2 separate regions of the Homo sapiens genome follow, and region 2 is linked to region 1. A link is a loop called in an ENCODE intact Hi-C map of the cell type or tissue named here. Cell type or tissue: GM12878. All regions are shown on one strand. Links, peaks and the distances in the headings refer to the core of each region. The heading gives the core; the rest is flanking DNA.

What was found. Peaks named below come from ENCODE experiments on the same cell type or tissue, not always from the same donor. Only the 100,000 strongest peaks of a DNase experiment are listed, where the experiment ranks them.
Region 2: it touches region 1 in a loop (2.8-fold over the local background); 2 of 110 quality-filtered maps call a loop at or near these places.

Annotation. Positions count from the first base shown.
Region 1 is chr2:215,012,319-215,028,097 of GRCh38, forward strand. It overlaps ABCA12 (ATP binding cassette subfamily A member 12), which reads right to left. Exons shown (of 53, transcript NM_173076.3): 10 at 14,502-14,620; 11 at 13,355-13,461; 12 at 7,222-7,478; 13 at 7,018-7,130; 14 at 5,690-5,814; 15 at 3,172-3,345. It overlaps LOC124906117 (a long non-coding RNA gene), which reads left to right and starts at 9,510. Exons shown (of 2, transcript XR_007088073.1): 1 at 9,510-10,405; 2 at 10,574-12,103. In GM12878, for the core only: no CTCF peak of the experiment used is centred there; DNase peaks (open chromatin) are centred at 6,923 and 7,453; H3K4me3 peaks cover 330 bases; H3K27ac peaks cover 4,117 bases.
Region 2 is chr2:215,129,609-215,145,387 of GRCh38, forward strand. ABCA12 (ATP binding cassette subfamily A member 12) reads right to left here and starts at 9,018. Exons shown (of 53, transcript NM_173076.3): 1 at 8,532-9,018. The coding sequence starts at 8,600. In GM12878, for the core only: no CTCF peak of the experiment used is centred there; a DNase peak (open chromatin) is centred at 7,273; H3K4me3 peaks cover 1,567 bases; H3K27ac peaks cover 4,685 bases.

The DNA of each region.
Region 1 (15,779 bases), core at 1,953-9,952:
GAAAACATGTCCACACAAAGATTTGTATGTGAATGTTTATAGCAGCATTATTCACGATAGCCAAAAAGGGAAAACAATCCAGGTGAGTGGACAAAGTATATATTCTTAAAATGGAATACTATTTGGCAATAAAAGGAAATGAAATACTGATACATGTACAATATGTATGAAACAAAAAAAATTATATTAAGTGAATAAGTGAATGAAGCCAGGCAAAAAGACCACATATTTCATGATTCAATTTATATGTAATATCTTTTTAAAAAGGCAAATCTACAGAGACAGAAAATAGATTAGAAGTTGCTTGGGCTAGAGATTGAAATGAGACGTAACTGCAAATAGACATGAGGTTTCCTTCCGAAGTAATGGAAATGTCCTAAAATTAGATTGTGGTAATAGTTGCACAATTCTGTATATTTACTAAAAAAATCATTGAGTTAATCACGAAAAATGAGTGATTTTTATGGTATATAAATAATACCTCAATAAAGTTGCAAAAATAGATGATTTTATAAGTCATAAAGGCAAATGTCAACTACATATTTCTTCATGTATACTATTGCTCAAAAATGATATAATATGCACCTAAAAATTAAAATAAAACTGTCAAAAGGCTTACATGATTTATCAGGCTAAGTCATTTTAATCCCATAATGCTTATGTGCTACAAGAAGAAACATTGAAAATGTTTTAAAATTTTAATGTAATTTTTTTATCCTCTTATTTCATTTATTCAGGAACATGAATTGAGTGCCTGCTGTGTTCCCAGCACTGGGTGAGGTGATGGCTATGCAGTGGTGCTGAAGCTGGCACCATCTCGGTACTCACAGAACTTTGATCTATTAGGAGGAACAGATATCAAACAAGCCAATGAACCAAAGGCTGGGGCATATGAGAAGGTAGGGAGTGTTTAGCTACGAAATCAAAGGAGACCTTTTCAAAGCAAAATCTCAAAGAATGAGAAAGAACATACCATTGGAAGAACAAGAAGAGGAAGGGCATAGGCAGAGGGGCAAAGCTGTTTGAGGTCCCTGAGAGAAAACCTGTGATATTTCTAAGGAAGTCAAAGACCAAGATTTTGAGCACAAGATTCAGTTAGAGAGGTAGCTTTGTGTTCATATCTCCCACACCGCCCATCTCTCAGTCATGAAGATATGGTTACCTCAATAGCAGAGCTCCTGATTCCAATCATATTTTGAAAATCAGAACCAACATTTTTTTCTATTTTCTATTGCAGTTCTGCCAGAATTCTAGGCATTCCCACATTAACGTGAAATAAATTGGCATGCCGACGTTTAACGGCTAGACTCAACAGCAAATATTTAGTTTGATATCTGCTCTGTAGAGGCATTATAAAATTAGAGTTAAAATTTTAGGCAAAGTAATAATAGTAATTTCATGTCATATGCATTGTAGGTTATAGTTTATGTAAAATAACCATTGGCTGAGTTAATGGGTATTTGCTTCATTTCCCTATGGGCCAGACACTGTTCTTTGCATTTAAAATATTTCAGTGAACAAAGAGGCCCTTGTGGAACTAACATACTAGTGGTGCAAACGGCAAATACATTTTAAAAATGGGCGAAGCACGATGGCTCACTCCTGTAATCCCAGCACTTTGGGAGGCCAAGGTGTGAGGATCACTTGAGGTCAGGAGTTCAAGACCAGCCTGGCCAACATGATACAACCCCATCCCTATTAAAAATACAAAAATTAGCCGGGTGTGGTAGCACACATTTGTAATCCCAGCTACTCAGGAGGCTGAAGCACAAGAATTGCCTGAAACCAGGAGGTGGAGGCTGCAGTGAGCCGAGATGGCACAACTGCGCTCCAGTCTGGGTGGCAGAGAAAGACTCTGACTCAAAAAAAAAAAAAGGTTTAAAAATGAAAATTTAATAAAATATATAGTTGGCTGGAAGCAAAACAGAAGCCAGAATAGGAAAAGGGGATTTGAGAGTGCTGTAGGTAGCATTGGTTGCATTTTAAATAGGGTGGTCAGGGTAGACCTTACTGAAAAGGTCAATGTTAAGCAAAGTCAAAAAAAAAAATAGCCTTGCAAATCATGTGAAGGGTTGTCTCTGGAGTTGTGCCACACAGCAACTCTGGAGCCAGGGTCCAGAAAGTAGCCAAGTAAGAAATGAGATTTTAGTGATGAGGAATCATTGTGCAGATCATAAGGCCCTTGTAAAATTTGGGGGTTTACTTGAATCAAATGGAGATCCACTGGAAAGTTTTGAGCAGAAGGGTGATATAATGAGACTTTAAGTTTTAAAAGGATCAGTCAGGCTGCTTGCAAGGTGCTAGGGAGAGGGGTAGAGGGTAGGTGTGGAAGCAAGGGATATGGTTAGGAGACCACTGCAGAAATATAGGCATGAGATGACAGTAACTCAGAGCAGAATTATTTATAACTAGTCCAAAACATTTTTATCCCTGTGGCTATGTCTCAAAAATATGTCAGCTATTTCCTTTTGGTTGTGTTTACTACAGAGAAGGATAATTCTTCAGTGTTTTTAAGAACATGTAAATATTTTTGACCCAAGTGAAATTTGGGTGAACATAGGTGCTTAATTTTCCTATGTTTATATTTTTCTTTCGGTTATTTAGTAAATAAGTACTCATAGAGCATCTGCATATTGCAAGATGAAGTCAATGCTGACTTTACTAAGCTCTAATAACAACCATTTGTTTTTCCTTCTGGGTATGTAATGGTAGCCTCTATCTAAATTGATGAAGGAAACAGGAAATTTTTTTTTAAAGAACGCCAAAAAAAGCCTATTTTTAATTAAGAAACCCCTTTTTTCTAATCTTTTTTAACCCTACCAACTTCATGTCTGTTCACTGTTAAAAAAATAATAATTGCAACATTTGCATTTAACACTTTTGAAATACAACATTTGTATTTCACAGTAACAGTACATATTAAATTTAATAATTGGTCTCTGATACACAAACCGAGAGTTAGTAAGGAATAATATCAGTTTCCACATCTATAAAACGTGCAAAATTGCAATAAATGATCTCTAAGGTTGCATTTAGCTTTAACATAATGCAATAATTCCAAAAGCCGAATAAATGGATCTCATCCCTCATAGTATCAGAGAACATAAATGTATAATTAAATAGTTTTATATAAACCATGAATATAAACATATTTAACCAACAGCAACTTGCCTTGTATGTGAAGTTGTAAATGTTTAAGTAGTGCAGAAGGGTGAGTCCGATGAGGTAAGACTGCCGGGATCTCTCTGAAAGAGACAGGTTGCAGAATTCTTTCATTGCATCTTCTAGTTTGGGAGTGGTGATATTAGTATCACAGGAATGCAGCCAGAACACCTGAGAAATAATCTGCAAATGGAGGAAGAAAAATATTTCAACTGTGAATCATTCGAGAGTCAACTGTTCATTTTGTGAGGTTTTCTGTATACTCTAAATTTTAAACTAAAACAAAAGGTCCTCAAGAATCAAACAACTTTTCATCTAAAGCACTAATTACTATTAATAAGACAATAGAGAATTAATAGTTCACTTAAGAAATAAGATGGGAGGCCGGGCGCGGTGGCTCACGCCTGTAATCCCAGCACTTTGGGAGGCTGAGGCGGGTGGATCACGAGGTCAGGAGTTCGAGACCAGCCTGGCCAACATGGTGAAACCCCGTCTCTACTAAAGATACAATAAATTAGCCGGGCGTGGTGGCGGGCGCCTGTAATACCAGCTACTCGGGAGGCGGAGGCAGGAGAATGACGTGAACCCTGGAGGTGGAGGTTGCAGTGAGCTGAGATTGCGCCATTGCACTCCAGCCTGGGAGACAGGGTGAGACTCTGTCTCAAAAATAAAAGAAAAAAGATGGGGAAAAAAGAGACAAGGAGACATTCAGGATGGCCCCTGGATTTCTTGCCTGAACAGCTGGGTGAATGATGATACCAAGAAAGACAAGTGGTTTGGAGTAAGTTTGGGGAAAACGTTAGTTTAAGACTTTGCTCCCTGGCTGGGCGCGGTGGCTCACGCCTCTAATCCCAGCACTTTGGGAGGCCGAGGCAGGCGGATCACGAGGTCAGGAAATCAAGACCATCCTGGCTAACACGGTGAAACCCCGTCTCTACTAAAAATACAAAAAATTAGCCGGGCGTGGTGGCGGGTGCCTGTAGTCCCAGCTACTCGGGAGGCTGAGGCAGGAGAATGGTGAGAACCCGGGAGGCGGAGCTTGCAGTGAGCGGAGATTGTACCACTGCACTCCAGCCTGGGCAACAGACCATGACTCTGTCTCAAAAAAAAAAAAAAAAAAAAAAAAAAAAAAAAGACTTTGCTCCCTTTAAAATCTCACTCTTAATAAATTCAAATTGCATTTAATTTTTGTAATCATTCAAAATTAAAATCTTAGGCAATATACTCTGTGGGTCCAGAGATGTAAAGCAAAGAAAAAGAGTTTCAGATCCTACAATCATGTGAATTACCCATCTTGAACAGTAATGCTCCTGTAGATAGTGAGGTATGATTACGCAAAATAAGATGTCATCTTTATTGCCACCGAGTTGAAATAAAGAGAAAAGCGTATAACATTCAAGGCCACAGGAACTTTTCACTCTTTCCTCTTGAAAGTAATAAGAATGTAGACTCTCCATTTACACGTTTTATTTACTAAAATGAACCTGCTCTATAGAAGCCAAAAACTTGATTGCTGAAATTATATCTTAGGATCAAATAATCAAAAGGTGAGATTAAAGAGAAAAGATCAATGAATATTATTTACTAGTACAGTAAAGGCAAAGCTGTTTTAATTTTTGTATGGGGGAACCAATTAAAATGACAAGAGATAGCTGCAATATTTTTTAAGGGGAACCTTAAAGGCTTTTTAGAAACTATCCAATATTGGAAAATAACTGGGCTGTGCTTAGAAATGACACACTCTGTCACACATAAGGTTTGAATGGATGAGGCCTTAAGCTCTGCAGCTCTTTTGGAAAATTTCCATGACACTTCCAGACAATGGACTTGGAAAAAGAATAAAAGATAAGACATTTTGAGTGGAAAACCCTATTACCAGCATATGAAGAAATGACATTATTCATTTTCACATCAAAAAATATTTACTACAACCACAAACTTACCCTTAGTTCCCTTGACCACATCTATTGTATATGCTATGTCTTGCTGTACGACTTTTAAAAAGTAAAAATGGATATCCATTTTAATTTTAGTTGCAAGCAATAGTAAGTAGTCTCCATACATTTTCCCCCAATTAGGTTACTGAAGTTTGACTTTGATAGCATTTGAGTAGGTACAAATTCACCTCATACAATGTAATTGCGACAGTGAATATAATTCTTTTTTTTTTTTTTTTTTGAGACGGAGTCTCGCTCTGTCGCCCAGGCTGGAGTGCAGTGGTGCGATCTCAGCTCACTGCAAGCTCATTGATTGAGGAAGCCATCTGGGGGTAAGGAAAAGGAAAGAACAAATGGGGCATGGGAAAGGACAAGGAAAAATAAAGAGAAAAGGGACACATAGTGATAAAATTCTTGCTTCAGAATTTTTCTTCTATCTTTAATGAGGCCTCCAGGTTTATCACTTGCATAGAAAATTCACCAGATTAGCATGCAACTTCTCAGTGTTTAACTGGTAAGCGCTCAACAAATGCTAAATGCTATTTAAATTTCTAAGAACTGCATGTAAGTACAAACACATGACACCCCACCTCAGCTCTATTATCAGGGATGGGAATGGCCAGCAACTTGTCAATAGTCCTGTTGGACATTCCTGTTGTTCTCCTTAAATCTTCTTTCAGCTCTTCAACATTTTTAAACATTTCTAGTAACTGACCTGCAAGAAGAAAAATGTAAAAAGAAAACCCATGTTGGTTTGTCAGGTCACTCTTTTTAGTATGACTAACATAGAGAAACCTTCTAGACTAAGACATACGTGCCTTCTCAGGGGCAGATGTCTCCCAGTTTTGGCAAACGTTGCATATTTAGGATCTATTTCTATCTGATTTAGATTTGTTCTTATTATTATATCATAAACCCGAGGTAACAGATTGCTCTGAGTTATAAATTTTCCTTAGGTATCTACAAGTCAAGGTTTATTTAAGGAAAATATGCTTTCCTCACAGATTTTGATCACATAATGCACTAAATAAATATCTCTCCATTTGATTTAAAATATCACACAGATTCAATATGTTTTTTTAATCTGGGATCATGTAATATTGTCAATTTAGGACAAAGTTTGATAAATCCACACATAATGCCACAGAGCATTTTTCTTTAACTACAGTCACACTACAGTTATAAAGGGTTTTTACAATCATTATCTCACTTTTAAATAGAACGTGTTTAACTTCAAACTCTTTTAGGACGGTGATTATAATTCTTTTATTTCTGGGTCATTTATGGCACAATAAACAATATTTAGATTTTAGCAGATTGTAATAATCATCCTGCAAATGCCTTTCCATCTAAGTATCCTTCATGCAAATATATCTTTTTTTTATTTTTCAATCTAGTGCCATTCCAATTTTGTGGCTGCCCGTTGTCCAAAATTCTGAATGCCTTTCCTTTCAGTATTGAGGAATTATGCAAAGAAGAAACGTATTGCATGATACCTCATGCTTGGAATACTAATAGAAAGTTCTGAATTGAGATTTCTGTAGACAACAGTGCATCCTTTTGGTTTTTTTCCATCAGGTTATTTTCACAGAAGCAAGTAAATTTCATTGTTGCCCTTGCAGCTGACTATGGGATGAACTTTAATATATCAGAGAAACGAAAGGTGAATGGTCTAACTAGTTAAACTTTTGAAGATCTTTTTGCTGTGAAATCAGATTTCCCTGTTTCATTCTCTGCTAGCTTTCTGTGTGTTTACTTTAGACAAGTAACCATATTTGAATGCTTCAGGTTTCTCATGTGTAAGGGCAGATAGCAAAGCGAGTTTGGTTGGGAACTTCAAAAAAGCTTTCTTAAACTGCAGCGTGAGAATCACATGCATTCTAATAAGACAAGATTTAAAATGTGGATGGGGAAACACCTGGCTTTTCAGAAGCATCTGCACTGTTATTGACATGCAGCATGGCTTCTATGATCGGTATTAACTGAGTGATATTTTCCAAGTAATTCATTTGCAGTGCCTGTTCTAGAAACCTGGAACAAAACAGAAAAGAAGAAATTCAACTAAGTATTTCAATATTTTGAAAGAGATTTCACCAAGGAAGAAGACAATGGAAAAACTTACTGATCCATATTTAAATTAATTTTGCTTGGATCTCCAGTCAGCAAATCTCTCACTTTTTTAGATATGACATTGTCATGGTACAGTAAGCTGGCTGCTATTTCGGTGCCCAGCTCTGCCGCTTCGAGGAGTTGCAGATCAAACTCACTTTCTTCACACAGGCTCCCAAAGCTCATATCAGAGAGCTGGCATGACTTCTCTATCAAACTGAAAGTTTCAGATTCACAAAGAAGTTCGGTCAAGTTTCGAAGTTGAGACAGCTTTCCAAAAAGGGAAAAGAGTGGGAAATAGATTAGTTACATTTTTCTACATATATAGTAGTTGATAATAAGCAACCACAATTGATTTCCTTTAAGAAAAACATTCTGCCTATGTATGTGGTTAGTTGGCATTTGGCGTTAGTTTTATTATGAAGTACTACCGTCTGTCATTTGAGTTTATTGTTCTCGTAAGAACCTGGTAAAACTTTTGGGCCTATTAGACCTGTCTTTCTCTGTGGAGTCACAGGTTTAAAAAATGGAGTTTAGTTTTATCCAGCTTAACTCACAAATACTTTGACTAATTTTATATTTTGATTTATATTTTAAATCATATGTAAGGGCAGATAAAAAGCAAGTTTGTTTTAGAACGTTTAAAAAGTATTTCTTTCTCACACCCATTAAGATGACTACTATTTAAAAAAAAAAACAAAATAACAAGTGTTGGAGAAGATGTGGAGAAATTATAACCCTTGTGCACTGTTGGTGGGAATGTATGCACACACACACACACACACACAGAGTGGTATATTATTAAACCTTAAAAAGGAAAGAAATTCTGACACAGGCCATAACATGAATGAACCTTGAGGATACTATGCTAAGTGAAATAAGCCAGTCTCGAAAATGAAAGGTGAATGGTCTAATACTATATGATTCCACTTATATGATGAGGTACCTAGAGTTGTCAAATTCATAGCGACAGAAGCAAAATGTGGGTTGTTAGGGGCTGGGGAAGTAGAAGATGAGGAGTTGTTTAATGAATATGGAGTTTCAGTTTTACAAGATGAAATGAGTTCTGGAGATTAGTTGTACAACAATGTGAATGTACTCAACACAACTGCACTATATAGTTAAAAATGGTTAAGATAGTAAATGTTATGTTTATTTTACCACAATTCTTATTTTTATTTTTATTTTTTGAGACAGGGTCTCACTCTGTCACGCAGGCTGGAGTACATTGGCACGATCACAGCTCACTGCAACCTCGGCCTCCAGGCTCAGGTGATCCTCCCACCTTACCCTCTTGAGTAAGTAGCTAGGACTACAGGCATATACCTGCACTCCTGGCTAATTTTTTGTATTTCTTGTGGAAACAATGGAGTACATTGGCACGATCACAGCTCACTGCAACCTCGACCTCCAGGCTCAGGTGATCCTCTCACCTTAGCCTCTCGAGTAAGTAGCTGGGACTACAGGCATATACCTGCATTCCTGGCTAATGTTTTGTATTTTTTGTAGAAACAGGGTTTCACCTTGTTGCCCTGGCTGGTCTCACTCTTGGGCTGAAGCCATCTGCCGGCCTCAGCCTCTCTGAGTGTTGGAATTACAGATGTGAGCCACTGTGGCCAGTCGACAATTTTTAAAGGTTAACAAAAAATTTTAAAAGCCTTTCTTGAACTGCAGCATGAAGATCACATTCATTCTAATAAGACTGTATTTAAACTATGGACGAGAAGACGCCTGATTTTTTGGAAGTGTCTGCACCGTTATTGACGTTATTTTCTCTCTTAGGTATTACAGGATACTCGGTGTTTTTGTCTTTCAAAGTGCTTTAAAAAGTGCTTAAAGGGGTTTAAAAATCCCACACCCGGAGGAAAAAGAGGAAAATGAAAATCAAATAATTTCCTATCCTGTCAATGATATTCCTCTCACTATCAGTTCACTGTGTTCTATGTGTTCTGAGGATATATTCCATGCCCTACATCCTGGGGAAAAAATAATATGTGCCCCTGGGAAAGAAAATTCTATTGTGCTTGGAAGCTACCCTAGAGCTGTTTCTTTTAAGAAGGGAAATAAATTGGAACAACATCCTAAGAAACATGACATCCTATGTGTCATTCATTGCAGCTCAGTTTCTAATCAGAAGTTACAGTTTGACCAAAATGAAGTATTTTATGGTACCGGCAAATGTTTGGGAATATTTATTTCTATATTATCAAATAAGAAAGGCACAATGATATGTCTTTAATGAGAGGTTTATAACTACACGTAGTTATAGCAATTAAATGTTGGTCATCTTAGATAGTAAATATCATTGGTCTATTTTCCATTGTACTTAATATTATAGTTGACCTCTGGGTTTGAACTATTCAAAAATAGGTTTATATGTACAAAAATTCTACTTACTAGTGTTATTGCTATGAGAGATTTTCCATTCTGGAATAGACCCAATCACTGTACCACCTATAACTGCATTTGCCACTCTAGTCTTTCTTTTGATTTTCCAGCTACTAGATATGATTAAACCTGTAATAAATGGAGTGAAGCCTCTATATTACATTCTCCAGGGAGTTTTTTGTGGTAATTTATTAAATAAAAAGATAAATTCTGTTGGGCTAATATATTTGTTTTAATTGAGCTTTGAGGGTGTTGTACATTTGAATGACTTTTACCCAGTAGATACTGAAATATGTTTTTTAATTATAAGTTTGGTGTACATATGTGGGAAACCAGCAAAGTTCCATATAGTATAGTCTTGGCTTAGTGAGATAAAAGTTATAGAAGAGGACATTGGAAATCTAGCCACACTGTGGCTAATAGGCTTGGTTCTCTGAAATAAAAGTATAATTCAGGGCCAATAATGTGGAAGGCATTGAGAAGCATATCCACCAAGGAGCAACATTATGGTCATTTTGTCTTTGTTATTACTTACTGCTTTATTCTGAGAACAATACAGGCATTAAAGTTCTAGAAGCTTCACAGATCATTAATCATCAACATAAATTCAGTGAATTAGAATTCTTTCTTCAAAAGTATGTGTCAACTTCAGATTGCAGATTTGCCAAAGCTTCATGTAGAGCCCTTCTCTCTTTTATCACGAGTAAAAGTTCAGGTTTAAAATAGAACAACGGATGACTAATGCCATTTCCAGCTGTGACTGAATTCTCCACTGCCTGATGCTTTTCAAATGTATCTGAATCAGAATCGTAAGTGACATGATGGTACTGACCTCACAATAGCAATGGGCATAAAATGATAAAGCAGCAATATTCCTGAGCTCTTGGTGGGTAAATAGAGGGAAAAATGAGTCTATTTAAAATTTTACAGGTTTTACAATAAAAATATTGTGTTATTTGTATTTCTGCCCAATACAGGAACACCCACTTTATGCATAGCTCCCTAATCAGGAAGTTATTCTTCCCATCAAAGCAACTGGAAAGAAAAAAGATAAAACAATGAAGGGAGGAGAAAACACAAAAGTTCAAGAAGAGCAGAATGTTCCGGCAAGGAGAAAAAGCTGGGAAAAGTCACCAATGAATGCCAGGGTTCACCACTATCTTAGGAATATCATGAATAAAGCGTTAGATTGGGTGTGCCCTAACTGATGGTCACAAGCATGATACTAATTATCAGGGTGAACAAAGCAGGGGAGTAAGAGCATCAGTAACTGTGAAACTCTAGGAGTTTGTCTTCATTCTTTCAGTGATAGGTACTGAGTGTTTCCCATGTGTCATACCCTATGCCAGGTGCTGGGGATGCAATGGTAAAGGAACAGACCTGGCAATATTCCTCATGGAGCTTGTGGTCTAGGACTGAATGGGTCCCGTCAATTTCAAATAACAGCCATGCTTGTTATAAATGATGATAGATTTTCTACTCAAAAGAAACGAGTGTAGTTTATTTCCACTTCTGTGGCTTCTAGAACTTTTTCCATAATGTAACCCTGAAGGAGAGCATTATATTCAAATTGGGGATGATGTTTTAAATTATTTTTAGCCCCAGTCCCATCCTATTAGTATAAATGGTTGAGACTGTGGTGTTTCCATTTCCCTAGTGTATATTATGTGCTTCCTGGTGACTTTCTAAGTCAAGAACTGTAATTGCCCAGGGAGCATGATTACATTCTCAGTGCTCTACTTTAACACCCTCACTTTTTCATACATTCATGAATCAAGCCTTAAGCTCCTACTATGTGGGGCTTTAGGGGTGATGAAAGCATAATTTCATCAGCTTAAACTCTAGTGAGGAAAACAGACCTGACATATGCAACAAATTATAATGCCAAGTAATAAGTTCCAAAGGCCAGATATCTCACTGTCACTGGAGATGTCATCTCATTAGAGATGTCTCTTTCTAAAATGCAAATTTCACCTTCTTCAAATTTACAACTTTCATGATCAAATTCAAATTCCTTGACAAGGAAGTCAGGATCTAGGCTCAGCCTCACCCTGCAGCCCTGTTTTCTGCCTATCACATGGGCATCTTCTGTTCCAGCTGAACACATGACTGCAGATACCCCTATACCTGTCTTTCAAGTTCACGCCTCTATCTTCTTAAACTCAGGACTCTATGTCTAGAATGCACAACTAACCTAATTCTATGCAGCCTTCAAAACTCAGAGAAAGCATTATTTTCTCTACAGAATTTCTTCTCTCCACCTCTATCCCTTACAATCCATGTTAGATATCCCGCCTCCATGCACAGAAGCCTCTATCCACCTATCACAACACTTATCTCACTGTATTACAATTGTTGGTCTGCTTTTCCATCTCCTCCAATGGATTGACAATAAGCACTTTGGGGTAAGAGGCTATGTCTTACAAATAAATAGATTAGTATTATGGGAGTACATATAATTGATAAAAAAATGAACGGATAAATATTATAGGAGCACAGAAGAAAAAGTCATTATCCTGGCTGAAAAACAGCAAGAAAGGTGATACTCTAATATTATCGAAGAAGTGGTATTTAAACTTGTCCTTGAGGGATGAGTAGGAATTTTCCAGATGAATGCACAATTTCCTTCTCATTTGCACAAACAAATTAAGATAATGCTAAATTAAGTATATTAGAAATTTTGATGCATGTAGAAGACTAGGGCTAAAATGTAGGTAATGGTAAGTAGTACATTTATTTGTAATATACATGGACATAATGTTTTGCATGCCTGCTTAATTATACCATGTTCACTATACAAGTCATCTTGCTTGCCCTGAATAAACCAGTTCTAATTTCACTTTATTCCTGACTATGTAAATCCAATTAAATAGCTATTCTTTCTAGGAATACAGCTTTCAAATTTTAATAGGGTTATTTAAAAAATAAACTAAATTTCATGATAACCTGTATACTATATGCATGAGATAAAGAATAATAGACAAATAAGCATAAAGTTATTCCCACATACAGTTATATATTTTTTGGTTGCCTTTTCCCACATTCTCTAGTATCATAAATTTTAATATAAATTATTCATTTTAGCTTCTGATGACAACAATAAAAGTAGGGTGAACCACATTTTGAGATTTTTGTATGCTGTGAAATCTAAAACATCAGCTTTCAAAATCTACTTTTACAAATTTTAAAACAAGACATCTCAAATTAGAAATTATTATTACGAATCCTTTTTCAAATCTCTTTCAAATTATGAAGTTTAATATGATAACTATTGTTAGCCATTCCCTTATAAATGTGCATACTCTAATTAGGCTCTTTTGGGTCATTTCATGCCGAGATCTCCACTGATTAAAAAAAAATACCATTATATAACATCAAACTCTTTAAAAACTTTCTTTTTAAAGACAGGGTCTCACACTGTCACTTAGGCTGGAGCACAGTGTGACAACAGCTGACTGCAGCCTCAAACTCCTGGTCTTAAGTGATTCTTCCCACCTCGGCCTCCTGAGTAGCTGGAATTACAGGCATGAGCCACGGCATCCAGCCATAAACTCTTTTGTCACCATTTTTCTAGAGTCGTAAGTAGGGCCATTATAAATCTAGAGTTAAAATAGCATCATTATTTACAAAGATCAGATTTAAAACTTAAAAGTGTATCTTGCCAAATATTATGAGAAGTGTTAAGGTTTTTTTTTTGTTTGTTTTGTCTTTTTGTTTTTTTTTTTGTTTTTTGTTTTTTTTTTACTTTCATGGCTTACTTTTGATTTTAGGACTTCAGGAACTGGAGGAAAGTAATCTTCATAGGAACCATTGCGAAGAAAAGATTTTTTAAATCGTATTGTGGACTGCAGGAGTCTTAGATTTTCTGTAAAGGAAGGGAGAAGAGTTACTTTATGTGAATTGCAAGGTCATTTAGGAAACCAGTTTGAAAGACACCTCTATCCTGACTTATTACTAAATTTTTCCTAAGATAATAGCCTACCTCAATACAAACATAAGATGAATGAAAATTTAACCTTTATTTGAACCATGGGGACAACAGAGTTCATTATTTTAAAAATATCAGCTTAGAGATAAAAATATTTCTAGCAAAGGTGCTCCATAGTTTTGGCTCTTTGTGAACTGACTATGCTTTCATTCCTGACTTTTGGATATACTATTAAGTTGAAGTATCTTGGAAAGAATAGGTTATAGAATCACTGTGATATAAATATGCCTTTCCAACCTTGATTAATTCATACCTTGTAAACAAAGTCTGGACTTAAATATTTGTTGTGCTATTTGCTTGCCATTAACTCTCAGAAAACTATTTTTGGTGTAGGAAAAAAGAATGTGTGTGTCCTAGAAAATGTGAGAAAGTAGGTCTTTTCTCTCAAAAAAAAGAAACATTTGATTAAATATAATCTTTATGGTTGCCCATGTAGGCAGAAAATTGCAAATAAAGTGTGTAAGGGTAGAAAATAAAAGTAGTCTGCCACAAAAATGCCTTTGTTTATGTAATTTACACCCGCTTTTAGAACTCTATATTATCATTCCTTAACATTTTTTAACAGCTAAGATTATTAAGAGCATAGAAATGTCATGAAGGGTCATATGAACCTCTAATGACTCTGGACACTTGGAAAATTTGTCCCAGTGGCCATTATCATATTATCCATTATATGGCCATTATGTATTAAAGTTTGTCCAGGTGGCCAGCTAGTGCTAGCAGCAGCAACAGAATAATATGATATTATGACAAGACATTCCCTTTGTATATCAAATCACCAGACTGAAACTGATGCATATGGAAACTAAGATTTTACAAATTTTCTTTCCTGTGTAAGCAAATGCCTCAAAAACTCACTACTTTAGAACAGAGGTAGAAACCATGAGCAGCATTTTGACTGTTAAGAACAGTATTACCTGGTGAACCTCTGGCCAAACTGTCAGTCACATTTCTCACACATGCCAAGTAAGGAATATAAGGACTATTTGCTGATATATTTAAGAGGGCATCTTCAAAGTTTTCCAGAATTAGGAGCCTGCAGAATTAGAAAAGAATATAGAAATTAAGACATATAAAAGTAAAGCAAAGCCGTTTTGTTGAGATCATTTTGGTCCCTTGTTTGGCATTGGTTGACTTGGACATTGAAATACTATGCAGTTGGCCGGGCGCGGTGGCTCACGCCTGTAATCCTAGCACTTCGGGAGGCCGAGACGAGCGGATCACGAGGTCACGAGATCGAGACCATCTTGGCTAACACAGTGTAAACCTCGTCTCCATTAAAAATAAAAAAAAATTAGCCGGGCGTGGTGGCGGGCGCCTGTAGTCCCAGCTACTCTGGAGGCTGAGGCAAGAGAATGGTGTGAACCCGGGAGGCGGAGCTTGCAGTGAGTCGAGATCGCGCCACTGCACTCCAGCCTGGGCGACAGAGCAAGACTCCATCTCAAAAAAAAAGAAAAAAAAGAAAGAAATACTATGCAGTTGGATGTCTTCCCTCACCCAGTTTAACTGTACAAGGGCAGCACTACTCTAGATCTTCTGAGCACTTGCCTTTTCTATGTGTACTATCTTTATATTTAATTGTTTTAATATGCCATCATAGGTCATCTTAAGGCAATTTCTAGGCACACTTACATGAAAGAAAAAGGTCACTGGGTGAGGATTGCCAGGTAAAATACTGGACTCCCAGTTAAAGTTGAATCCTAGATAAACAATGAATAATCTTTTTTGTGTATAAGTACATCCCACGAGTCCTGCAATTTTTTTTTACTTTTCATTTTCTAAATCTGGCAACCCCCTTCTGACTCTCCGATTCTTCTCTTGTCAATTGAAAGCTAGGGGGCTAGATGATCTGCTAGGTCCTTTCCACCTATAATATTGAATAACTAGATTTGAATTCATTTAATTTTGAATTAATGGGATCCCATTGACCAATATAAGTTCCTTTTTTCTCTAATCAACCAATTTAGTGTTTCCAAATTCACCACTTTCTGGTTTCCTTTCAAAGTGATTGGCATGTAAGGAAAGGGCCTAAGATTTTTCAGGCTACATGAGTGAGTAAGGCTATGTGAATGAGTATGTGCGTATTATGTGTGCTCTGTCGCTTCAACTGTGAGGCTACATCTCTATTTATTTTGTAACTTCTTTCCTTAGTGTCTACTATTGAATTTTATGTAAAGATAGAATAAATGTCAATG
Region 2 (15,779 bases), core at 3,612-11,611, 120 kb after region 1:
CGTTATAGATTCTAGATATTAATTCATTTTCAGAAGCATAATTGGTAAATAATTTCTCCCATTCTGTAGATTGTCTGCTTATCCTGTTGATTATTTCTTTTGCTGTGCAGAAACATTTTGGTTTGATTAAGTCCCATTTGTCTATTTTTGCTTTGTTGCATTTGCTTTTGGGGTCTTCATTATAAATCCTTTGCCTAGGCTAATGTCCAGAAAAGTTTTTCCAGGCTTTCTTTTAGGATTTTTATAGTTTAAGTCTTATGTTTAGGTCTTTAATCCATCTTGAGTTAATTTTTGTATGTGATGAGAAATAGGGATCCAGTTTCATTCTTCTGCATATGGCTAGCTAGTTACCCAGCACCATTTATTGAATAGGATGTCCTTTCTGCATTGTTATTTTTGTTAGCCTTATTGAAGATCAGTCAGATGTAGGTATGTGGCTTTATTTTGGGGTTCTCTATTCTGTTCCATTGATCTGTGTCTATTTTTGTATCAGTATCATGCTGTTTTAGTTACCATAGCCTTGTAGTATAATTTGAAGTCAGGCGATGTGATGTCTCCAGATTTGTCCTTTTCCTTAGGAGTACTTTGGCTATTCGGGCTTTCTCTTGGTTCTATGTAAACTTTAGGATTTTTTTTTTTAATTATGTGAAAAATGATGTTACTAATTTGTTAGGAATTACATTAAGTCTATAGATTGCTTTGGGAATATGGTCATTTTAACAATATTGACTCTTCCAACTCATGAGCATGGAATGTTTTTCCATTTATTGGTGTTATCTACAATTTAAAGAAATTAAAGCATCACTGTTTTGTAGTTCTCCTTGTAGAGATCTTTCACCTCCTTGGTTAAATATATGTCTAGGTATTTTTTGTGCGGCTATTTTAAATGGCCTTAAGTTCCTGATTTGGTTCTCAGATATATCATTGTTGGTGTATGAAAAATGCTACTGATTTGAGTATGTTGATTTTGTATCCTGAGACTTACTAAAGTCACTAACCAGGCCTAGAAGACTTCTAGAGGAGTCTTTAGGGTTTTTTAGGTATATGATCATGGCATATACCTGTTCATCTCATTGAACAGAGATAAGTTGACTTCCTCTTTTCCAATTTGGATGCCTCTTATTTCTTTCTCTTGCCTGATAGCTCTAGCTAGGACTTTCAGTGCTATGTTCAATAGGAGTAGTGAGACTGAACATCCTTGTCTTGTTCCAATTCTTAGGGGAAATGTTTCAACTTTTCCCCATTCAGCGTGATGTTGGCTGTGGGTTTGTCATATATGACTGTTATTATTTTGAGGTATGTTTCATTTATGCCTAGTCTGCTGAGGGTTTTTTTTTTAATCACGAAAGGATGTTGGATTTGATGGAATTCTTTTTCTGCATCTATTGAGATGATCATATGGTCTTTGTGCTTAGTTCTGCTTATGTGGTGGATCATGTTTATTGATTTGTGTATATTGAGCCATCCTTGCTTCCCTGATCATGGTGAATCATTTTTTCATGTGCTGTTGTAGTTTACCAGTATTTTGTTGAGGATTTTTGCATCTATGTTCAGCAGAAATATTGGCCTGTAGTTTTCTTTTTTGTTGTTGTTGTGTCCTTGCCTGATTTTGATAAGCATGGTGATGGTGGATTCATAGAATGAGATGGGAAGGGAGCCCTCCTCTTCGATTTTTTTTTGGAATAGTTTCACCAAGATTGGTACCACCTCTTCTTTGTACATCTGGTAAAATTTGGCCATGAATCCATCTTGTCCTGGGCTTTTTTTATCGGGAGATTTTTTTTATTATTGGTTTAATTTCATTACTTGTTATTGGTCTGTTCAGGGTTTCTATTTCTTCCTGGTTTAATCTTGGGGGTTGTATGTTTCCAGGAATTTATTCATTTTCTTTAGGTTTTCTAGTTTGTGTGAATAGAGGTATTCACAGTAGTCTTTGATGATCTTTTCTGTTTCTCTGGTAACAGTTGTGATGTCATCTTTATCATTTCTAGTAATTATGTGAATCTTTCTTTTTTCCTTAGTCTAGCTGGTGGTCTGTCAATTTTGTTTAGCCTTTCAAAGGATCAACTTTTCATTCATTGATCCTTTCTATTGTTTTTTTTTTTTTTTTTTTTGGCCTGAATCTCCTTTATTTTTGCTGTGATCTGTGTTGTTCTTTTCTTCTGATAGCTTTTATTTTATTTTGCTCTTGTTTTTCTAGTACCTTCAAGTGTGATGTTAAATTGTTAATTTGAGAGCTTTCTATCTTTTTGATGTAAGCATTTAATGCTATAAACTTTTCTCTTAGCACTGCCTTTGCTATATCCTAGGAGCTTTGGTATGCTGTGTCTTTATTTTTATTTGTTTTGCATTTTTTTAATTTCTGCCATTATTTTATTGTTTACACAAAAGCTGTTCAGGAGAAAGTTGTTTAGTTTCCATGTACTTGTATAGTTTTGAAAGCTTCTCCTTAGTATTGATTTCCAATCTTACTCCACTGTGGTCCAAGAAGCTACTTGATATGATTTCAATTTTTTTGAATTTATTGAGACTTCCCTTTTGGACAAGCATACAGTTAATTTTGGAGACTGTTTCATGCACAGATGAGAAGAATGTATATTCTGCAGTTGTTGGGTATAATGTTCTATAAATGTCTATTAGGTCCTTTTGCTCCACAGTCCAATTTAAGTCCAGAGTTTCCTTGTTGATTTTCTGCCTTGATTATCTGTCTAGTAATATAAGTGGGGTGTTGAAGTCCACCACTATTATTGTATTGCTATTAATCTGTTTTCCTAGGTCTAGTAGTATTTATTTTGTAAAGCTGGGTGCTTCCGTATTGGGTTAATATATACTTGGGATAGTTGAATCTTCTTGTTGTATTGAGCCTTTTATCATTACACAATGCCTTTGTCTTTTTTTTTTAACTGTTGTTGGTTTAACGTCTGTTTTATCTAATATGAGAATGGCTATTCCTGCTTGCTTTTCTTTTCCATTTGTGTGATATATCTTTTTCTACCTTTTTACTTTAAGTCTGAATGCATCTTTACTCAGTAGGTGAGTCTCTTGTAGACAGAAGATGGCCATGTCTTTTTTAAAATCCTATTTGCCATTCTACATCTTTTAAGCAGGGCATTGAGGCATTTATGTTAAAAGTTAATGTTGATACGTGAGATTTTGTTCTTGATGTAATGTTGTTAGCTAGTTCTTTTGAGGTTTCTATTGTGCAGTTGCTTTACAAGATCTGTGAGCTTTGTACTTATGTATCTTTTTCTGTGTTGTCCTTTTGTTTCTATGTTTAGAAATCCTTTGAAAATTTCTTGTAGGACCAGGCTAATAATGACAAATTCTCTTAGTGTTTTCTTGTCTGGGAAAGACTTTCTCCTTCATTTATGAAGCTCAGTTTGGCAGGATATAAAATTCCAGCTGGCATTTTTTCTTCTTTAAGGAGGCTAAAAATAGATCCTCATCTTTTCCGTTACAGGGCTTCTGCCAAGAAGTCCACTGTTAGTCTAACCAGTTGTCCTTTGTAGGTGCTTTGACTCTTTTCTCTAGCTGGCTTTAATTTTTTTTTTTTTTTTTTTTTTTTTTTTTTTTTTTTTTTTAGTATGGACTTTGGATGATCTGGTGACTACATGAGTTGGTGACGTTTGGCTTGTATGAACTCTCACAAGTGTTCTCTAAATTTATCCGAATCTCTGGTAATATCTGGATGTCTACCATTCAAGCAAGATTGGGGAAATTTTCTTGAATTATTCTCTAAAATATGTTTTTCAAGTTGTTTACTTTTTCTCCTTCTCTATCAAGAATTCCAATAATGTGTAGGTTTGGTCACTTTACATAATCTCATACTTCTCATAGACTTCGTCATCTTAATGGAAGACAAACTCTTATATTATCTAGTCTTTCAGCCTGCAATCTCTTTGCTGTCCCAGGACTCTTCCCTGTCATTAACTAGCATCTCATTAGGTAAGCCTTCCTATTGCTAACCATCTCTGCTGGAATATTTCTTCATTATTTCATTATTTTTAAAGTTAAATTACAAGCCCAGCAGGTTAGCAACTGCACCTGGTTGGCTTTCTCTATTACCTAACATTTCTATTAGTACTTAATGTATTTTTCTTTACTTTCCTTTAGTATTCATTTCTTTGGCAATACAATTGAGAACTGATATTACCACAGATATTAAAAATCATCAATTTCCAAGGCCTCCTTAGCAGATATTATCTGTTCTTTGGTGGGCTAAGTGTTAAGTGGGATCAGAGAATGTTAGAGAAAAAACTCAACTCAGCAGCAATAGAGAAGCATCAGGAAGTGATGGAAAGAATAAATTCATGCTTGAAGAAATCTGACTTTGAGCTTTAAATTTGCTGTGTGACCTTGGACAAGTCCCTTGAGCATTCTAGGACCCTGTAAAATTAAGTCAGTTAGATATGTCCCAATATTCCAGAATTCTGATATCTTACTTTACAAAAAAAAAGAGAGAGACATTTACTCCAAGAATAATTTTGAGGGAAGTCACCACCAAAATTAAAGATTCCCTTTTTTATAGCCAAACTAAATATTTAGCTTATGCTATTCTCATCCTGTTTCTCGGATTGTATAGCTGTTTGTAATTCTCTTCTCATTTTCTATTTTAGCATATATATATGTATATGTGTATATATGTATATATGTACATATATACGTATATGTGTATATATGTATATGTACATATATACGTATATGTGTATATATGTATATATGTACATATATATGTATATGTGTATATATGTATATGTGTATATATGTATATATGTACATATATGTATATGTGTATATATGTATATATGTACATATATGTATATGTGTATATATACGTATATATGTACATATATGCATATGTGTATGTGTATATATACGTATATATGCACATATATGCGTATGTATATGTGTATATATACGTATATATGTACATATATACGTATATGTATATATGTGTGTATATATATAATCTCTCTCTCTCTCTCTCTCTCTATATATATATATATATAGAGAGAGAGAGAGAGAGAGAGAGACAAACAGAGAGAGAGAGAGAGAGAGAGACAGGGTCAAACTTTTTTGTCCAGGCTGGAGTACAGGGGTTCAATCTAGGCTCACTGTAGCCTTGACCTCCCAGGTTCAGGTAATCCTCCCACCGCAACTTCCCAAGTAGCTGGGAATACAGGCATGCGCCACCATGCCCAGCTAATTTTTGTATTTTTAAATAGAAACAGGGTTTACCATGTTGCCCAAGCTGGTCTCGAACTCCTAGGCTCAAGTCTTCCACCTGCCTTGGCCTCTCAAAGGATTATAGGCATAAGCCACTGCACCTGGCCAGCATATACTTTAAAAAAAAATTATTTATTTTTCTTTTTTTGAGACAGAGTTTCACTGTTACCCACGCTGGAGTGCAGTGGCACAATCTCAGCTCACGGCAACCTCCACCTCCCAGGTTCAAGCGATTTTCCTGCCTCAGCCTCCCAAGTAGCTGGGATTACAGGCACCTGCCATCCCACCCAGCTAATTTTTGTATATTTTTAGTAGAGTTTTGCCATATTGGCCAGGCTGTTCTTGAACTCCTAACCTTAAGTGATCCACCTGATTCGGCCTCCCAAAGTGCCGGGATTACAGGCATGAGCCACTGCGCCCAGCCCCAGCATATACTTTTATAATCAACACATTTCCTCATTTATCTCCAATCTACCTTAATATTTTTACTATATCTTTGTTTTCCTTTGCTTTTTTCATGTGCCATTTGTTTCTCCATTAATAGATTCTTAACTTCTTCTCTTTTGAATTAGTCTTCCCACCACCTTGCTTTGTGATGGAATTTCTAAAAAATATTAGGCAAAGTTGTCATGGTGGTGATGCTTCCATTTTTCTTTACCATTAAGTAAGGACTATAAATTTCCTGTGTCCATAGCTTAATTTCTGTTTTGCTGTGAGTAAAAGTATACTTTGAAAGTACAATTTTTAGAATGATTATGAATGTAGAAATATAAATGCTTGCATTTTAAATTATTATTTGATGGATAACCAAGTCTAGTTCCTACAAAAACACTCTTCTCCTCAAATTCATATGTACCTTCATTTCACATTTTGTCTGTCTTCTAATTTGCCTATAATTTCTCTTTAGACAATTTTTTTCATTTTATCCCCCTTTAGATCTTTAATTCCAACTTTCCAACCTCTTATTCCTCTCTTCCTTTTTAAGTGTAATGCCATCGCACATATATCCTTCCCACACGTGTCTTCAAGTCTTTTTCCCAACATGGAGAGACAGAGCTGACCCTAGGCGAAACTGTGAAGGAAATTTCTCTTTCTTTGCCCTTTCCCCCTCCACTCAGAATTGTCCTTCCTTTTCCTTTTGCATCACCATCTTCTACAGGTCTCTCTTGTCCCTCTGGTTGGTTATAATGGATTCAGGTTGGCCTCTGTATTGTCCCAAATTTTGGACTTTCTCTGACCTCACTCTGCCGTGAAGACTTATCTGTTCTGGTTTCCATTTGTTTAAGGTGCACTTAAGATCTGAATCATTCCCTGTCCCAAAATGAACTAATGGCTCATGTATTCTCCCTCCCTAGGAAAAGTATAGTTACCAGAGTTTATTTAGGGGTTTTGACTAGATGGGAATAATGCAAGGTGTCATGCTTGAAAAACTTTTAATATCTGACTTACATCTCCCCTAAATATTTCACCATGTCCACAAACACTGACTAAAATGAAGAGAAACCCCAAAGGAGAAAATTGATATACCTACTACTTTCAAAATGAGGAAAAAAATTTGTCATTAAAATTTCTAAAGATAAAATTTCTCAATGAAAAACAAACATCTTCACCTGAGATTTGGGTGTTTTTTTTTCCTATAACTTTTTTTACACAAAATAGAGTTGTAAAAGAAACAGACCTCAGCATTCAGATTATTGACAATAACACGTACAGATTTTAGTTCCTCTGTGTTTTTGTTTTTAGCTATTGAATTTTTATCACTTACAAACTTGACTGTACGTGGATTTCTTCCTTTTACCCACAGTATCTTCTCCTGAATTTCCTTTCATTATTAATCTGCATAAAATATGACACACATTGCCTCAAATCCCTCACTAATCTATTTGCTAAGTGTGTCAGTATTATAAAGCACTTTGAAATACATTAGCACATTTGGTACTTCCCCCAATGAGTTAGATGTGGCAGGCTTCATGCCACATCTAACTAATCATGTCACGTCTAACTCATCATGCCACATCATGGTGGGAAAAACAGTGCTTAGAGAAACTGTCTTAAGCTACTTAAGTTACATGAGGAGCAGTGGCAGGGGCCCCAACTCGCATGCTCTGACCACATGACCACATCCACACACCCAGGATCCTTTCCCTGCTTATGCCACACAGAATCAACCACATGATAATTATGGGGAGGTTTTCTTCTGTGCTTTTTTTTTTCCAGTTAAAAAACAAATAAAAACATGAATGAGTTTATAATTTTATATTCAAACCCCACACCCATGCAATCACATGCCTTAGAATTTTAAAACCCTACCCACAAAATTCACAAGGGTAAATGAACATCTACTTCCTCCTCTTACTACACACATCAAAACACTCAAGTAAAGTGTCAGGCAATCCAAGCAAGCCTGGAGCGAGATAAGGTGCATAGATAAAGTGCTGGTTTCTGTGTGATGCATATTATTTGCATAATATTTACATTACTCATTCAAGGCTGGGAATTACCACTTTAAAATAAAGTATATTGAATACCTTTTTGGATTTCCCCGATTTTCAAACATTCTTCTGAATATATAACAACTCCCAGAAACCAATTCCTTTCTCAATCATCCTGGGAGCCATCTGATGAGGATCTAATAGCTAACTTTGTAATTAGAACGCAAACATTAATGTAAGAGTACAAAAAAGACGTTGCAATGAGCAAGAGAAGATAGATTGTAGTAGTAAAGCTAAGTGATTCAATAATATTCTTAAAACATAGCACATATACATACTCTTGTTTGGTATTCCCAGTAAATGATTTTTAGATACTAAAATTTCTCAGTAGCTTTTCTATACTAATAGCCTTCAAACTATTTCTGTTCTGTATTTTACCTTTCAACCAAACTTTCTATGGCTTTCAGTTTTCCAGTATATTTCTTCCCATTTATTGTACATTTCAAATAATACTTTTCTTTCCTCTATCCCATTTTTAACTACATTAAGAAAAATTCTGAAAGCCTTTTGGCTTGAAACCAGAATTCAACGTTCCAGTTCAGCCAGTAATGAGTCATGTTCTTTTTTTTTTGCCCAGGGCATGTCCTGGTTTACTCTTTAATTTACTGAAATGAAAAGGCTGCTTTTGGGGGCATGTTAAGACTCGCTCCATTAGCTATAAGACAGATAGGGGGATGAATTCTAAATATCTTACTTCCTGCTTTGGAAAATGCCTTTAAACTCTTCTGTTTTCACTTCTCATTAAGATCACATTTTAGGATTACCTGGCGTATTGCCCCATGACCCATACTCCCACACTTTTTTTTAACTCACCGGCTGCCTTTTTACACCTAGCCAATTTTTCCAGACCAGGATCTGAAGCTGATGAAACAGGGAAGCCATCCTTCAAATGCCCCAAATGAGAGATTTCCTCTTCTTTTCTCCACTCCACAAATGAAGAACTGATGCCCCGTCCAACTTGCTGTATGTCAGTGTATCAGTACCCCTTTCACGGCATAGCTTCCTTGAGGGCTGGGGTAAGAAACCCACAGTTCTTCTGTTTCTGCTGGATTTTTCCCTGTGGTTAATCCTTAACCAAGAGGCACTTCTCAATCAACTCTTCTTCCAAAAGAAGGACCCAGATCAGTATCTTTGGGTGGCTTATGCTTATTTTAAAATAATATCCAGTTGCTGCTTGTTGCACGAAGTCCAGACTCAAGAGAGAATGAGCATCATTCAGATAATGCCTCACTGAAAAAAAAAAAAAAGCAGCAGCTGAACCCACACCTCCTACTCTCCATGAAATTAATTGCCTATCCACACCTTAGAGAACATGTCACCTGCACTGGATGCGTCACAGGGACTAGGGGGTGGGACCTTTGCAAGGCCAGTAGGACTTGTCCTACATTCTCTTGTCTTCTTTCCTGCACACAGTGTCTGCTCTAGCAGAGGCAGGGCACAGAGAGCATTTCACAGACACTGGGCCCAGTGACTCTTTAATATTAAAGTGTCATTAAAATGATTTAAGTCAATAAGGCCAGAGCTTAGCTGCAAAGCTCTGAGCCTCAGCCCATCATTAGATATACTAGGGAAAGTGTCCACCTTTAACCTAAAGTTGAATGTTTCGATTTTGGGGGAAGAAACTATGTTGGCCAGGTCCCACCTTTCATCACAATGTACTAGGTTAAGCACAGGGCAGAAAAGGAAAGGTAGGCTGTAGGGGACATAAATTACAAACTGGAGTCCCTCAATTCGTGAGTGGAGATTCACGTGTCTATTACAGACAAGCCACATTGTTTCAGGCTCTTATAGTGAAAGGGGACACAGGCTGATCCAAGACATTTCTATTTCCTCTTTCCATGATACATTCCTCCCTCTCTAAGATCCTGCCTTTCAAAGTTATCCCCAAGTTGACATCTTCAATGAAGCCTTTTTGGATATATCCCATAGGATAGATTCTCTTGCCTTTGAATCATTCTTTGTTGCCCTCTCTCAAGGAACTTAAAGTTTTTGCATTATTTTTATTTGTGTATGTCTTATTTTTCCTACAAGATTATAAATTATTTGAGGACATGGACTATTTTATATCACAGTACTTTACATATCATTAGTGTTCAATACTTGCTGCTGAATGTAATTGAATAAACTACTGGAGCCAAGGCTAGTAGGGTGAAGCTCCCCTTTGATCCTCACACCTACCCTGACTAATCCAGACTTTACTTGCAAAATCCGTTAAAGCATTAAGAGTTCTCCCTTCGCCAGGTGCGGTGGCTCATGCCTGTAATCCCAGCAATTTGGGAGGCCGAGACGGGCTGATCACTTGAGGTCAGGAGTTCAAGACCAGCCTCGCAAACATGGTGAAACCCCGTCTCTACTAAAAACACAAAAATTAGCCAGGCATGGTGGTGGGCACCTGTAATCCCAGCTATTTGGGAGGCTGAGGAGGGAGAATCGCTTGAAACCGGGAGGCAGAGGTTGCAGTGAGCTGAGATGGCGCCACTGCACTCCAGCCTGGGCAAAAGAGTGAGATTCCATCCCCCCTCCAAAAAAAGGAATCTAGCACAGGTCCTGCCTCATAGTAAGTAGTCAATTAATTCTATTAATTGGGTAGCAATGTTTGCTAAGGACTTATTGAATCATCCTAGGAGTCCTATTATATAGAAACTGTCATTATTCCCATTTTCAGTGAAAGAAAGTGATATTTAGAAGTGCCATAACTTGCTGGATTTCACCTAGTTAGCAGTGAGGACAGTGGGAACAGCAGAGAAGGAACTCGAACCTCGTTTCTGTACTGTTAATCTCTGTGCTATGTTTTCTCCAGTCCCATGTATTACACTTCACAGGAAGAGCTGAGAAACAAATGAACATCAGGGATTTTCCCTGTTTCTCTAGGCAGGTCTATAAATCACTTGTAGAGATTTTTTTGTAAGTACACGCATGAAAAATTATGGCCAAAATGAGTTCACAAAGAGTAGTTGCTCCAGGAATTCAGGAGAAGGAAGGCTGCTCTTTTAGGCTTCTTCATAGAGCCTCACGGCACTTCCCAGCCTGGCTCTTGCCAGCTTCATCAGTTGTCTCTCCACCTTCAGCCCTCCCTCCTGCCATCTGCTAGAATACTTTAGATGAGGACTGTTCACTTTCAGGCTTTGGTCATGCTGTTCCCTCTGCCCAAAATGAAATTGTGCTCATTCTCAAATGACTGACTCAAGTGTAACTTCCCCTCTGAAGCCTTTTCCAGCACTTCCACCCACCACACCCCCACCCCCGGCTGAATTAATCACCCCTTCATCTGTTTTCCCATAAAGCTTTGTTCGCACAGATAGCCAACTCCCTTATTACCTTCTAGTATAGTCAGTCTGTCTCTCTGTCCATACTCTGAGCCCCTTGAGTACAGGGACCAAGTCTCATGGAACACCACAATTTTGAGATAAATTCTGTATTCCTGAATGGTGAGAATTCTGACCCAACTAAATCTAAGAGCTGGTCTGAAGTAGTAGAAGATAAAGTTGGAGAGTTAGGGACCTAAAGCCAAAGAGGAGGAGATGTCATATTGCGGATTTAAAATGAAAAGTTCCTGGAAACTCTTCTTAAGAGATAGAGTATGATAAAGCCGATGCTGTGGGATGATGAAAATGTTAGTAGAATGAGAAACTGATTGAAGTTGAGACTTGAAACCCTGTTTTTGAATAGAAAAAACAAGTGAATTGAGTTAGTGATGATGTAAAACAGTTCAGAAATTTTAACAGCAACCAGATTATAATTTTACTCCTTTGTCTCAGCACTGGTTGTTGTGTATAGCATCAGTGACAACTTTGTTTGTTTGTTTGTTTTACCATCAACTGACTTTTACATTAAGGTGCTATGGGATACTCATTGCATACAGGACCTGTGAGGTCAACATTATTTTACCTGCTGTATACGTGAAGATGCATAGGACAAGTAGCTTCCTGAGGTCACACAGATAATGGGTGTCAGAACATTAATTTGAACCCAGGTTTCTGTGTCTGCAAAACCTGTTCTCCAACAGGCCCTAATAAAGCAAGCATGGGTAAGAAAACACAGCAAGTGCACACATTTAACCTAGGTGGAAATGTGCAACAAGTTGGGAAATTGAAGCTAACTCATGGTAAAAATAACAGCATCCTTCTTTTATAAGAAGGGTGGGACTCCACCCAAGGATTACCATAATGAGGCACCAGTTGCTAATACCTCATTGCCTAAGATCCACTTGCGATGTAAGAGGTTGATAGCTGATGCTATGAAGCAGGTGGGTGTGAGGAAGGTATCAGATTCAGGATTTTCAAGTTTTCAGCACTGAGACACTCCAATGATAATGTAGACAAAAGAATTGTGTCAAGAAGCAACTGGTAAAAATCTGATCCACAAAACCCGAAAAGAAGACATATTTCAAGGGAGCTTTAAAAAGTCTCGCTCACTCCAAGCTGTTACAGAGCACCTTATCCCTCCAAGGTGATTTCAATGGCATGGAATTTCTCATCACAAATAACACAGTCATGTCAGGGACCAAGTTTGTAAATCAATTGATTATCTTACATTGAGCCATGTGAGTATGGCAATTTCAGGGTGATTTCCCATCTTGTGAAGAATTATTCATCCACTCACTCAGGGTGAGTAATCATTTTCTTAAACTGGTGATGTTGAATTAATTTTACTACATGTGTAGCTATAATCTTGTGAGGCTAAGAAAAAAAAACTGATGCCTGTAAAATTTAGAAATTTTTGGCCAACCTATTTAAACTGATGGAAAGATATAGCGTAGAGTATTCAGAAAGATCATCTCCTCCTCTTTGCAATGTAAGTTTTAATAATCAATTCTCCATTTTAAAGGAAAAATGAAAATGAAAAATAGTATTTTTTTCTTCTCAATTTATGTTTTCCCCCTCATAACACCTTAAGCAGCTTAAAAGACAAATCTATATATTTATCTACTATCGCTTGTTTCTTCATGGAAAAAATACAACGAGCCAATTTTTGCATGTGTTTTAGTCTTTGATGACTGGCCTGTTCCCAGAGCAATTTAAAAAAGAATATCCCAATAGTAAAGGTTTCTATAGCATGCATTCTCTTGGGCACAACAAAAACTATCTTAGAAAAGATTAATTTTATTAAATAAGCTAGAAAATGATCATTTCTAGCATTTTCAAATTCCAACATATAAGAAAAATAAGTCAACCAGTTATCTGTCCCCTCAATCTTGAGCAACACACAGGTTTTCTTTCCTTTTTTTTTTTTTTTTTTTGAGGTGGAGTCTTGCTCTGTCACCCAGGCTGGAGTGCAGGGGTGCAATCTCGGCTCACTGCAACCTCTACCTCTCAGGTTCAAGTGATTCTCCCACCTCAGCCTCCTGAGTAGCTGAGATTGCAGGCGTGTGCCACCATGCCCAGCTAATTTGTGTATTTTTAGTAGAGATGGGGTTTCACCATGTCAGTCAGGCTGGTCTCGAACTCCTGACCTCATGATCCGCCCCCCTCAGCCTCCCATTTTGTATGTGCAACTACTACTGTATTACTTTGAAAGCATAAGGCTAGGGGGTAAAGGAACTAGTCAATAATTTCAATTCAAATCAATAATCAAACATTTTAGTTGAGAAGTCTCTTTCAAGCACTAACTGATCAGCAATATTTTTTTGTTTTTGTTTTTGTTTTTGTTTTTGAGACGGAGTCTTGCTCTGTCGCCCAGGCTGGAGTGCAGGGGCACAATCTCAGCTCACTGCAACCTCTGCCTCTCGGGTTCAAGCGATTCTCCTGCTTCAGCCTCCTTAGTAGCTGGGATTACAGGCATGTGCCACCATGCCTGGCTAATTTTTTGTACTTTTGGTAGAGACAGGGTTTCACCATATTGGCCAGGCTGGTTTTGAACTCATGACCTCAAGTGATCCACCCTACTCAGCTTCCCAAAGTGCTGGAATTACAGATGTGAGCCCCCACGCCCAGCCTGATCAGTAATATTTTGGAAGCAGAGGAGAAGGAAAGGTACAGGGGGAAGTGAAAGGGAACAACTGATTGGCATGTATAGTGGTAGCTGATAGCTTGACTCTTGAACAAGAGAATGTACAAATAGAGTAGGATAAATTCACAAGTCCACACTCAAAAATATCCATTTTTGTATGTGTTTATATAGATGTAAATATGTACTATATATGCTTCTTTACAAATATGTGGCTAGAGATAAAAAGTATATTCAAAAGTATGTAAAAAAATTCACAAAATTTTAACCATTAGATAAGCACATATGGATTGTAAATGGGAAGAAAATGGTATATAATAAAAATGAAACATCTGGCTCTCCAGATATGCATTTAATGAGTATTTTAATGACAGCATGTGACAAGCAGAACATATGGCTATTGTATCAGTGAAGTCTTGCTACAGATAACTGGACAGAGATTTTGAATCAAATTTTGCAGCATATAGTTTCACCCATGGTATTTTTCTAAACATATCAACTTCTAAATTAACTAACTGTGCATTCATTAATTTGTATTATAATTGGGAGCATCAAGTTTATATTTTAACCCTTTTCCAAGGGGGAAGTACTCCCATATAACACGCAATAAATATATCTCAATCTAAAATAATCATGTTAAGTGGCAGGAATGACGTTAATCTTCCCCATTCTGTTACTACCTGTGGTTTTTTTCTGGACCATGGAATTGTTTTGAAAGCTAGTTGTGACCTATATATAGACAATAATAAAAGAAGAAATTTGTCCAAAACACTCTGAGAGACTTGCACAAACTTCTCTACCACGGAGACTTTTATGGGAAACATAATCTCATTCTCACCTACAGCTTGACCCTCAAATCATCAGCCTTCTTCCAATAATGAAAGTTCACTGCTTAGAGCCAACAACCATTTTGTGTAGCACAGGGAGCCCATGAAACAGAATTCTGTTGACACCATGGCTCTGCAGCATCAGAAGGTCATTGGCAAGATGCCACTTTGATATAGCAACTTCATTCCCTAAACTAGGGGCCATGTGAGAAATGTCAAATCACATTGAAAGCGAAGGTACACACTTACTGCAAGGGGAGAGAAAGCCATAGGGCTTATTGAAAGAATTGTTTTGTTGCACAAAGAAGCAGAGAATGTGGAGGGAAAGAGCAGAGGAGCCCTACTGACGAGATAGGTGTTGAGGCCAAGCTACCACTTTCTGAGGGTCAATTGCTTTATCTAGAAAGTGAGGTGATAATTATTCTCGGCCTACAGGTTTACTGGGGAATTAAACTAAAAGATCAAACAAATATAAATAACCTAGAGGATAGTTGAGGCCACTTCTGCCTCCCTGATTCCTGCCATCTGTGCAGTGGCTTGGGTTAATACCCTATACAACCCAGATGGAAACTCATTGGTGGTGTATATTAATTGAAAGCAAAACAAAACAAAACAAAACAAAAACAAAAACAAAAAAACCACACACAAAGTATTCTGTGAGTTTAGCACACTTTTTTTTTTTTTTTTTTTTGAGACTGAGTTTCTCTCTTGTCGCCTAGGCTGTAGTGCAATGGTGCAGTCTTGGCTCACTGCAACCTCCGCCTCCCAGGTTCAAGCAATTCTCTTGCCTCGGCCTCCTGAGTGGCTGGGATTACAGGTGCCTGCCACCATGCCCGGCTAACTTTTGTATTTTTAGTAGAGATGGAGTTTCACCATGTTGGTCAGGCTGGTCTCAATCTCCTGACCTCAAGTGATTCGCCCGTCTCGGCCTCCCAAAATGCTGGGATTACAGGCGTGATTAGCACACTTATTAATGATTAGGGGGTGACAAGTAATTGCATGTATATGGCCTCTCATAATCTCCCCAACTCAACCTTTTTTCTCTCCCCCTTCCATTTCCTTCTTCTCTTTACTCCATTCTTCCTCGTCCCTTTCTAGGACAATTAAATTCCTCTCGTTTCTGCTGAGTAGTTTAGAACCCTTCTCTGAAGCTATAGTGCTTCCTGACCTCCAGACTCCAGAGGAATACATTCACATCCAAGCTTCTCAGTCACTAGAATAAAAGCTGTTCTCTTTTCACCATATGAGAAACTCTGGTAGCAGCTCCTAAAGTAGTAAAAATTTCACC